Linked DNA regions of Homo sapiens: all the other regions are linked to region 1. The links are chromatin contacts, found by Hi-C in ENCODE. All regions are on one chromosome and are shown on one strand. Each heading gives the region's core, a stretch centred on a gene start or an enhancer-like site at or near the end of the contact. The rest is flanking DNA. Distances are from core to core; before and after follow the strand shown. Region 1 overlaps CD99 (CD99 molecule (Xg blood group)). Region 2 overlaps XG (Xg glycoprotein (Xg blood group)). Region 3 overlaps XG (Xg glycoprotein (Xg blood group)).

What was found. Hi-C counts contacts between places; a loop is a spot of excess contacts on that map. Pooled maps may share reads with other maps.
Region 2: a loop to region 1 is called in a map of sigmoid colon, with 5 times the contacts of the local background. The contact joins two enhancer-like sites. A Hi-C loop is called at or near these places in 11 of 168 maps with a recorded cell type or tissue (A673, Right ventricle myocardium inferior, colonic mucosa and 7 more), 3 of 37 single-sample maps with no recorded cell type and 22 of 50 pooled maps.
Region 3: a loop to region 1 is called in a map with no recorded cell type, with 2.5 times the contacts of the local background. The contact joins two enhancer-like sites. A Hi-C loop is called at or near these places in 1 of 168 maps with a recorded cell type or tissue (sigmoid colon), 13 of 37 single-sample maps with no recorded cell type and 5 of 50 pooled maps.

What each region holds. Positions count from the first base shown.
Region 1 is chrX:2,708,957-2,712,220 of GRCh38, forward strand. All of the region lies in intron 1 of CD99 (CD99 molecule (Xg blood group)), which reads left to right. Among named protein-coding and RNA genes, the nearest start is that of CD99, 19 kb to the left of the region's middle. Within about 2 kb of position 1,740, at least 17 of the 41 ENCODE cell types and tissues checked have a DNase peak (open chromatin) inside an H3K27ac peak, as active enhancers do; they include A673 and mammary epithelial cell, where a contact is called at or near this core.
Region 2 is chrX:2,810,823-2,814,086 of GRCh38, forward strand. It overlaps XG (Xg glycoprotein (Xg blood group)), which reads left to right. Exons shown (of 11, transcript NM_001141919.2): 10 at 514-630. Among named protein-coding and RNA genes, the nearest start is that of GYG2, 16 kb to the right of the region's middle. Within about 2 kb of position 1,815, at least 2 of the 41 ENCODE cell types and tissues checked have a DNase peak (open chromatin) inside an H3K27ac peak, as active enhancers do; they include A673 and mammary epithelial cell, where a contact is called at or near this core.
Region 3 is chrX:2,779,042-2,782,305 of GRCh38, forward strand. XG (Xg glycoprotein (Xg blood group)) reads left to right here. Exons shown (of 11, transcript NM_001141919.2): 4 at 3,025-3,087. Among named protein-coding and RNA genes, the nearest start is that of XG, 29 kb to the left of the region's middle. RefSeq lists an enhancer at 2,511-3,192. Within about 2 kb of position 2,015, at least 2 of the 41 ENCODE cell types and tissues checked have a DNase peak (open chromatin) inside an H3K27ac peak, as active enhancers do.

The sequences.
Region 1 (3,264 bases), core at 490-2,989:
GAAGTGAGCCAGAGCATCGTCACTGTGGCCTCTGAGGGCAGGTGGAGCAAGAAAAGGAGGAAGCTTCTAAGTGACACCTGGTCCCAGCTCAGTGGCTATGACCAGGGAAGTCATGTGGAGGAAAAGGCTGGTGGACTCTGAGGGTGATGGAGGAGGATGGGAGGGGCAAGCTAGGCTGGGGAGGTGGCAGGCCATGGACACACACCAGACAGACACACATGTGCATGCACACATACACAGGCACATACATGCATGCACACTCATGCCATGCATATATGCATGCATGCACACGTGTGCACCCACACAGCAAGTCACATGTGCACGTGAGCACACATGAAAACACACAAGCACATGCACATACTCCTGCAGTGCACATGCACACCCATATATGCATGCACACAGGTGTGTGCTCAGATAGCACCCTCACACATATGCACACAAGCACACAGGCAAACACGCAGACACATGAACAAATGCACATATATATTCATGCAGTGCACTTGTGCACATATACACATGCAAACAGGTGTGCATTCAGCACACTCACAATGCACATGAAAACACGTGTGCACACACATGCAGTGCAATACATATATGCATGCACATGTGTGCCCACACCATACACCCACACATACGTGCAGGAGCACACACGTGCACACACAGAAACCACATGAATGCATGAGCACGCGTATATGAAATACACATGTACACATGAGCACATCCACACGCGCACATGCATGAACATAGACACACACATGCATGTACATAGACACGCACATGCATGTACATAGACATGCACACGTATACCCAGGCCCTGCATTGGAAAAAATCCAAAATGTGGCTTGGTTGCAAAGAGCACATGAAGAGCTGTTGAATGCAGAGGTGCCCAGCAAGAAGCATGGACCTAAACCCGAAGGTGGTTGGGGGAAGCTTGGGGACACCTGGGTGGGCAAATGGCCCCCCTGAGGCCCAGGGACAGATGCAAAAACCCAGCAAGCCAGGAGGGTCTTTGAAAAAAAAAATGTGTACCACATGTGACATTTCCCATGTGAGGGAAGCATCGAGATCATACTGTGTTTTCCCTGTGCCCTGCGATTTTGCAGCTGACATGCCCTTTCTGTGGAAATATATAGCAGTCCTCATGCTAGGATTGCGTGTTCTGTGTCAGGCAGCTGGGCATGGGAGTGCAGGGTGTGGGGTGGAACCTGGGAGGAGAGTTCTAGTTTTACCACTGTGTTCCGGCCGTGGGGTGTCCTGGGGAATGGAGGCCACCTCCTGACACTGGAGTTTCCTGGGTTCTGCTGTGAGCGAGGAGTGGGAGAAGACAAGACTCTGGTCTTAGAAACCTTCCGAGTCTCGTACGCCCTTGACTGCCGTTTCTGAGTATTTCCTGAAGCTTGGGAAGGATGAGTCACTTTAAGGGGATTGTCCTATGTTGCTTTGTTTTGTTTCTTTAGTGACGGTGTCTATGATCATCTTCTGTTTATGAGGGTGAAATTACAGAAATAAGAAGGGTTACACTTAAAATAATATCTGTACTTTACTTTCACGTGTGGGGTTTTTTTTTGTCATTGCTGCTGCTTTTTTTTCTTTAACATTCTGACAGTTCTGTCTGCTTATTATTAAGTCTTCCTACCTTTCTAAAGAGAATGTCTTTCTTGCTAAAGAATACATTATGGACTCTTGGAATCTCTTTGTTGGGGTGGAGGGGGTGGGGACTTGCCCTGACTTGCTGGGAATGCCCATAGGGTTTAGAAGTCACGTCTACCGCTGAGGCACTAACAAAGGTAAGCCTTCAAGGAAGCACTGTCATTTCCGGGGAAGAGAGTTTTGAGGAAATTGAAACAGTTACGAATTGATCTAGCAGTCCCTCTACTAATGTATCTACATATGAAGATATGTAGAGATGACTTTTTTTTTTTTTTTTTTTTTGAGATGGAGTCTCCCTCTGTCACCCAGGCTGGAGTGCAGTGGCATGATCTCTGCTCACTGCAACCTCTACTTCCCGGATTCAAGCGATTTTCCTGCCTCAGCCTCCTGAGTAGCTGGGATTACATGCGCATATCACCACGCCTGGCCAATTTTTTTGTATTTATAGTAGAGACGGGGTTTCACCATGTTGGTTGGGCTGGTCTCGAACTCCTGACCTCGTGATCCTCTCACCTTGGCCTCCCAAAGTGCTGAGATTACAGGTGTGAGCCACCGCACCCGGCCCCAGAGATGACTTCTAAACCTTCAGGGTATTCCCAGCAAGTCAGGGCAAGTCTATATATATATAATATATATATGTGTATATATATATTTGTATAAATATATAATTCGTATATATAGTATGTATATATAGTATATATAGTATGTATGTATATGGTGTGTATATATGTAGTGTGTGTATACATAGTATGTGTATATACAGTATGTATGTATATAGTATGTGTATATATAGTATGTGTGTGTATTATATATATATATAGTATGTGTATGTGTGTATATATATATATGTTTATTTGGGATAAGGAAAGGAAATCAGTATGTCAAAGAGACACTCCCCTCCCATGTTTATTGCAGCACCATTCGGAGTAGCCAAGACATGCAGTCAATGGAAGAGCCCATCAAGGGATGAATGCAGAAAGAAAATGTGCTATATCAACTCTGTACATTCACTAAAAGCCATTCATTTGCACAGTGAGAATAAGTGCCTTTCATGCTATGTAAACTATGCCTCAATAAAGCTATTAAATGAACAAAGAAAATAGGGTATATTCACAATGGAATGGTATTCAGCTTTAAAAAAGAAGGAGGTTGGCTGGGTGCGGTGGCTCATGCCTGTCATCCTAGCACTTTGGGAGGCTGAGGCAGGTGGATCACCTGAGGTCAGGAGTTCAAGACCAGCCTGGCCAACATGGTGAAACCCCGTCTCTAGTAAAAATACAAAAAATTAGCTGGGCATGATGGGCGGGCGCCTATAGTCCCAGCTACTCAGGAGGCTGAGGCAGGAGAATTGCTTGAACCCAGGAGGCGGAGGTTGTAGTGAGCCAAGATCATCGCACTCCAGCTTGGGCAACAGAGTGAGACTCTGTCTCAAAAAGAAAAAAGAAGGAAGTCCTGCCATTTGCAACAACATGGATGGAACTGGAGGACATGATGTTAAGTGCAGTAAGCCGAGCACAGAAAGACAAATACCGTCTGACCCAAACACGCTTACGTGGAATCTAAAACCACTGAACTCACAGAAGCAGAGTGGAATGGCGGTGACCAAGGGGTTGG
Region 2 (3,264 bases), core at 565-3,064, 100 kb after region 1:
GGAGAATCGCTTGAACCCGGGAGAAGGAGGTTGCAGTGAACTGAGATCACGCCACTGTATTCCAGACTGGGCGACAGAGCAACATTCCGTCTCAAAAAATAATAAGAAATAAATAAATAAATAAATAAATAAAATTAATTAAAAGGCATACATGAATTGACTTCAACAAACAAACAAAAATGCCAAGTGCCTCGTCTGTGCAAATCCTGGCCTTGGATGTCTTCAGTGGTAAAATGTGGTTGACAAGCTTGGCTCTTTGTGAAAACAGAATTACTTCCTAAGGTTTTTTTTTCTTTTTTTTTAAATTAAGTTTCTCTTTTTTTTCTGTGAATACAAGGGTGGGAAGGGACGTGATGGAGAAGTTACTAGATAGATGCAAAAGTTATTGCAGTTTTTGTCATTACTTTCAATGGCAAAAACCGCAATAACTTTTGGACCAACCTAATATTTAAGCAGTTTTCCTGCAGCCATGTTTTTTTCTCGGATGAGCTTGCTTTTTCTCCACTCCTGCAGGCAATATGGTAGCAAAAATCGTGTCTCCCATCGTATCCGTGGTGGTGGTGACACTGCTGGGAGCAGCAGCCAGTTATTTCAAACTAAACAATAGGAGAAATTGTTTCAGGACCCATGGTAAGTTTGGCTCTAAACATTGTTTTGCTTGTTACTAAGCCTGATTTAAAAAAAAAAATTACTTTCAGATGTCTGTCACTAGCAAGGTTATTTCTGGTTAAGTTCAATATACATAACTTGCCTAATAATGTGATTTTTTAAAATTTATTTTTATTCTTTTTGAGACAGAGTTACACTGTGTTGCCCAGGCTGGACTGCAGTGGCAGGACCTCGGCTCACTGCAACCTCTACCTCCTGGGTTCAAGAGATTCTCTTGCCTCAGCCTCCCGAACAGCTGGGACTACAGGCATGCACCACCACGCCTGGCTAATTTTTGTATTTTTAGTAGAGATGGGGTTTCACCATGTTGGCCAGGCTGGTCTTGAACTCCTGACCTCAAGTGAGCTGCCCGCCTTGGCCTCCCAAAGTTCTGAGATTACAGGCGTGAGCCACCGTGCCTGGCCAACAATTGGGTTTTCATGGTCAGGTGTGAGCTGTACCTTCCTCTAAACCTTGTTACAATGAGGCTGGCACATTATCTGTCTAATGTAAAAGAGGAGGAGAAAAAAAGGAAAGAAAAAGAAACAAACAAACAAAAATTACCAACCTACATTGCAAGACTATAAGCATGACGGTTGGTTTAACTACCTGTTCTGTTTTGTATTCAGTGAAATTTTCGTCACAGGCGAGTCAGGAAAAATACCTGGGTTGAATGTGAATGTTTTGCCCAGAACCCCACCCGCAAAGAAAACTACCGAAACACTGAATTATAAGCCTCTCTGAAATTCCGAAGGTGCGCTCAGACCATAGGGGAGAGGAAAGATCTGCTGTGGCTTCCTGGTTCAATGCCGGCTCCACACTCCTGGGTTTGAAGAATCACTTGGGATTTGAGAGCAGAGGATGCCCTAAAGAAATCTCTGAAACAACAGTCAGGGATTGTTTTATAGCCTAAAGAGTGACTCAGATCTTTAACTGGGTGTCTCTGGAGGCTTGGTTTAAACCTCAGGCCACCCACGTCAGAATCTGTCTGGAGTTTGCCCAGGGCCCTCTAACTCATACCTTCTTTGTGTCCCCGAAGGAAACCAGAAAGGGGTGCCCATTCCTACGGTGTTTGCTTTAGGATTTGCATTTGGCCTCAAAAATCCTAAAACCTTCCCATGCGCTCCCTCTGCTGGTGAATGGGCAGTATCAACCGTTAGCTAATGAACCTCCGTTTGGGGTGAGCCTCCGTCTACATTACGCCCCGTCCTGAAATTTTAGGAGGAAACTGAGTTTCTGAAAAACTGCCTTATTTTCCTGGCAACCTGAGAGCAGATTCTTGGGTTCAGTGACAACACTCTTTCACCCAACATGGCAGCCATCATTAACGAACACCACGTGTTAACTTCAGTAGCTTTTGTGGCAGTGATTTGTAAGCCTTTGTTAACCAAGGGCTGAAACTGAGTAAGCAGAGAGAGGCACCCATCTCCACAAGCACAAAATGTAAGGGCGGGGTACAGGGGTCCCCCACAAACTCAATAATCAAGGCAAATATATTTTAGTGCAATATTTTAGAAGGAAAATCATTGGAATGGGGGCCAGTTGAGTTTCTGAAATAGGTGTAGTTTTAAAAACGTGGATGATGCCTGCCCCATTTATCTGAGGTGGAAGGAAGCACGTTTTTGCTAAAGAGGTATAATGTCTTGAAGCTCTTTCATGCCTTTTGGCTGCCTGGTAAGTATTTTTGTCTACTTTCTCCATTGTACTTCGATGATACCCTCACCAGGTATTCCCAAGCACCAAGTTTATCTTCCCCTCCCTTAAAGTTCCTGAGATCAGAAAGGAGGATGTAGACAGAGTGAGCTGATGTTAGGGAGATCTCTTCAAGGGTGAGCAGTGACATTTATGTGGATCCTGGGCCTATATCACCTCGCTGGCTGTAAAGCCTTTATACTATCTAGGAAATATGTGCATGACAGCAAATACGTATGGGTTTGGTATCAAATGGGGCTCAGAGCTCTGCGAACTTGACTCTAAAGTTCCAGGCTGCTGCTAATGGTACCCAGCTGTCCACCTCTCCTTAGTTAGGTCATTAATTTTCTCTGTCTCCTAAAGGATGACGTACATGGTATACTAACCATATCCATGGTGATGTGGTGCAGTGCACAACCTGTGGAACTGTGTACCTGCTGAGGCCATACACTGAAGCTTGCACACTTTGTAGAGAAAGAGTTGTAGTAACAGAGCTACACAGATAGAAGCAGATGTCTGTCACTTGATGTGGACTTTTAAGAATCATACTTTGCTTTTATTTTATAAAGTGGAGCAAATGACAACATCACTTCAGAAGTTATAAAGACCAACAAGGCCATATTCGAAAAAAGAAGTTCCTACAAATATTAGTTTTAACCAAAAAGGAAGTTACTCAATTCATTTAAGATCATCAAAATCCTTAACAAATGGCAAAATGTCAAAAACAATGTTTTCAAAACGAATATTTGTTTCCAGATATGATTTTAACAGTTTTTAAATATTTTCTATTTTTAATTTTTCCTGCTTTATTGAGGTATAGTTGACAAATAAACATTGTATATATTTAAGATGTACAACTTCATTTCTGCATCATTTATTTGTTCTAATCTATCTCCTTCTGCCGAATGTAAAGCAGGTGTCATG
Region 3 (3,264 bases), core at 765-3,264, 70 kb after region 1:
GTGTGAACCACCACACCCAGCCTCATGTAATACTTAAAAATGAACTACAGGTGGATTACAAACCTGAATATAAAAGAAAACTTTTTTTTTTGAAAAATAGAGGGAAATGTCTTATAACCTCAGAGTTAGGAGGTTTTTCTTAGATACAATACAAAAAGCATAACCACGCCCATAGTCCCAGCTACTCAGGAGGCTGAGGCATAAGAATCACTTGAGCTCGAGAGGTGGAGGTTGCAGTGAGCCGAGATCCTGCCATTGCACTCCAGCTGAGGCTACAGAGTGAGAGTATAAAAAAAAAAAAAAAAAAGCATAACCTTTAAAAATGGGTTAGCCTATGTCTACATTTAAATAATAATAATAATAATAATGTTCCAACTTCAGGCTCTGAAAAAAGTCAAAAGATGAGCTGTCAACTAGAAGAGGCTCCTTACTGCTCATACCACCAGGGAAAGTTTAATATGCAAAATGCAGTCATCCTTCAGAATTCATGGGGGATTAGTTTTAAGACGCCTTCTTCCCCGCAGACACCAAAATCCACAGCTGCTGAAGTCTCTGATATAAAACGTGCAGTACTTGCATATAATGCAAGTATATGTTCCTGTATATTTTTATTTATTTATTTGGAGACAGAATCTCACTCTGTTGCCCAGGCTGGAGTGCAGTGGCGTGATCTTGGCTCACTGTAACCTCCACCTCCCGGGTTCAAGAGATTCTCCTGACTCAACCTCCCAAGTAGCTGGGATTACAGGTATGCGCCACCACCCCCAGCTAATTTTTGTATTTTTGGTAGAGACGGGTTTTAACCATGTTGTCCAGGCTGGTTTCGAACTCCTGACCTCACATAATCTGCCCACCTTGGCCTCCCAAAGTGCTGGGATTACAGGGATGAGCCACCGTGTCCAGCCTCTGGTATACTTTAAATTATCTCTAGGTTACTCATAACTCCTGATACGCTGTAAATGCTATGCAAATAGTTGTTATACTATATTATTTTTTATTTGTATTACTTTTTATTGGATTGCTATATTTTATTTTTTGAAATATTTTCAATACAAGACTGGTTGGATCTATAGATGCAGAAATTCTGGTTATAGAGCACAAACTGTGTATAGATAGCTCCTACCAAAACAGACGGATGGTGAAAAAAAGAAAAGAAAAGAAAAGAAAAAGAAAATGGAGGAGAGAGACTATGAGGCGACTAAAAGAAGAGGGATATGATCATTCCATTCGCTGACAAGAAAAATTCAAAGAAGAGGGAATTATGCAATTGACCAGCTGATGTGTGTTAGAAATGCTCAGGGTCACACATATTCATTGAAAGCCAATTTAAGCCACTATTTAAATTTAAACCGATTTAAACAATTGGGCTTTTTTTTTTTTTTCTAAAAAAAAAAAAAAGTCAATTAGGCCAGGCGAGGTGGCTCACACCTGTCATCCCGGCACTTTGGGAGGCCGAGGTGGGTGGATCACAAGGTCAGGAGTTTGAGACCAGCCTGGCCAACATGGTGAAACCCTGTTTCTACTAAAAATACAAAAGTTAGCTGGGCATGGTGGTGTGTGCCTGAGGCTGTGAGACTGAGGCAGGAGAATCACTTGAACCCAGGAGGCGGAGGTTGCAGGGAGCGGAGATCATGCCACTGCACTCCAGCTTGGGCGACAGACCAAGACTCTGTCTCAAAAAAAAAAAAGAAGAAGTATATTGGTTCCGTCTGGAAAGGTGGAGCACTTGAAGCAAAGGCAGGAAGACTGGAAGCAGGGAGAGGGTTTTCAGGTCACAAACAGGTGAGAGACAAAACAGTTGCCTTCTTTTGAGTTTCTGATTAGCCTTTCCAAAGGAGGCGATCAGATACGAATCTGCCTCAGGGAGCAGAGGGGGGACTTTGAATAGAATGGGAGGCAGGTTGGCCCTAAGCAGTTCCCAGCTGGACTTTTCCCTTTAGCTTAGTGACTTGGGGGTCCCGAGATTTATGTTCCCTTCACAGTGTATGAGTGAGAGCACTTGGAAACTGAGAGTGGAAGTGTCGCAGGCCAGGTCTCACTAACACAGGCCCCCACAACACCTGTTTCAGTATTGACTGAGTGGTTAAATATTAAAAGCCAGTGCTGTTATACAAAGGCTGGAATGTAACAAAAGCCCACCGAGAGTTTTTCCCAGGACTTTCCCGGGCCTTAAAGCATGACAAAATAATGAATGAATTCTTAACAGGACCCATTTAGGATTAAACAAGTTTTACTGGGGGTCTGCAGAAACTCCCCAGGCCTCCACAAACAAGTTTATTGGGGCTTTGAAGGAACTCTGCAAACCTCCTGGATTTAGCAGGAGACAACATGAGGGTAATCACCCCGGCACCTGGACCCATTAGATTAAGTCAATTTACTGAGGCTCCTGAGGAAGATCCTCAGGACTCAGACCTTAGTTATAGATTAAAAGAAGTTAATCACTTATGTCTTTAGATAAATGCACACACATATCTCCACATAGCTTGGAAGGTATATAAGCTCTGGAAAACTATAATTTTGAGTTAGTCTGGTGATAATTTCCAGGCCTTCTCCCTGTAACAGGTTGCAGAAATAAAAACTCTCTTCCTCCCCAGTTCATCGGTGTTTCATTATTGGGCTGTGAGAAATAGCAACCCAGTTGGGTCCGGGAACAGAAGGTTTGGTGTTATCTTCATCACAGGCACTGGACTGTCGGTAAATTTATTCCATGACAATTCTTCCTAGGTTTCTTTTTTATATTACTTGCTTCCATCATGGCAGACAGCTACACTGGCTTCTTGCCATGAAAACGAACTTCTAGTAACAAAACGGAAACCTTTTTTTTTAAGTTTCAGGTTTCAAGGTTTTACTTCTATCTGCAAAGTGATTTTTAACCAGACAATGGCAATCTATAAACACACCGTGGGCAGCAAATCAGAACAAACTGCAAGGTCGATAGTCACGCTGATGAGCTTGTTTCTGCAGCCTGCTCCTAAGGGAAGGACAATTTTCTTTTCTAACAGTGCAATGTTGTTTCCTCCACAGATATCTACCCAAAGCCAAAACCACCTTACTACCCACAGCCCGAGAATCCCGACAGCGGTGGAAGTAAGAATCCGCAGGCCTGAAACTCTTTCTCAATCTGGTTTGATGATGTTTGCCTTTTTATTTACTAGCAGGTTTAGCCTGGTTGCATTTGAAATATGTGTGTAATAGCTCCCTTACTGGGAATGTAGTTTCTTTCCTCACTGGGGGGAGCAAGAAAGTCCAACGGACAGAAACAAT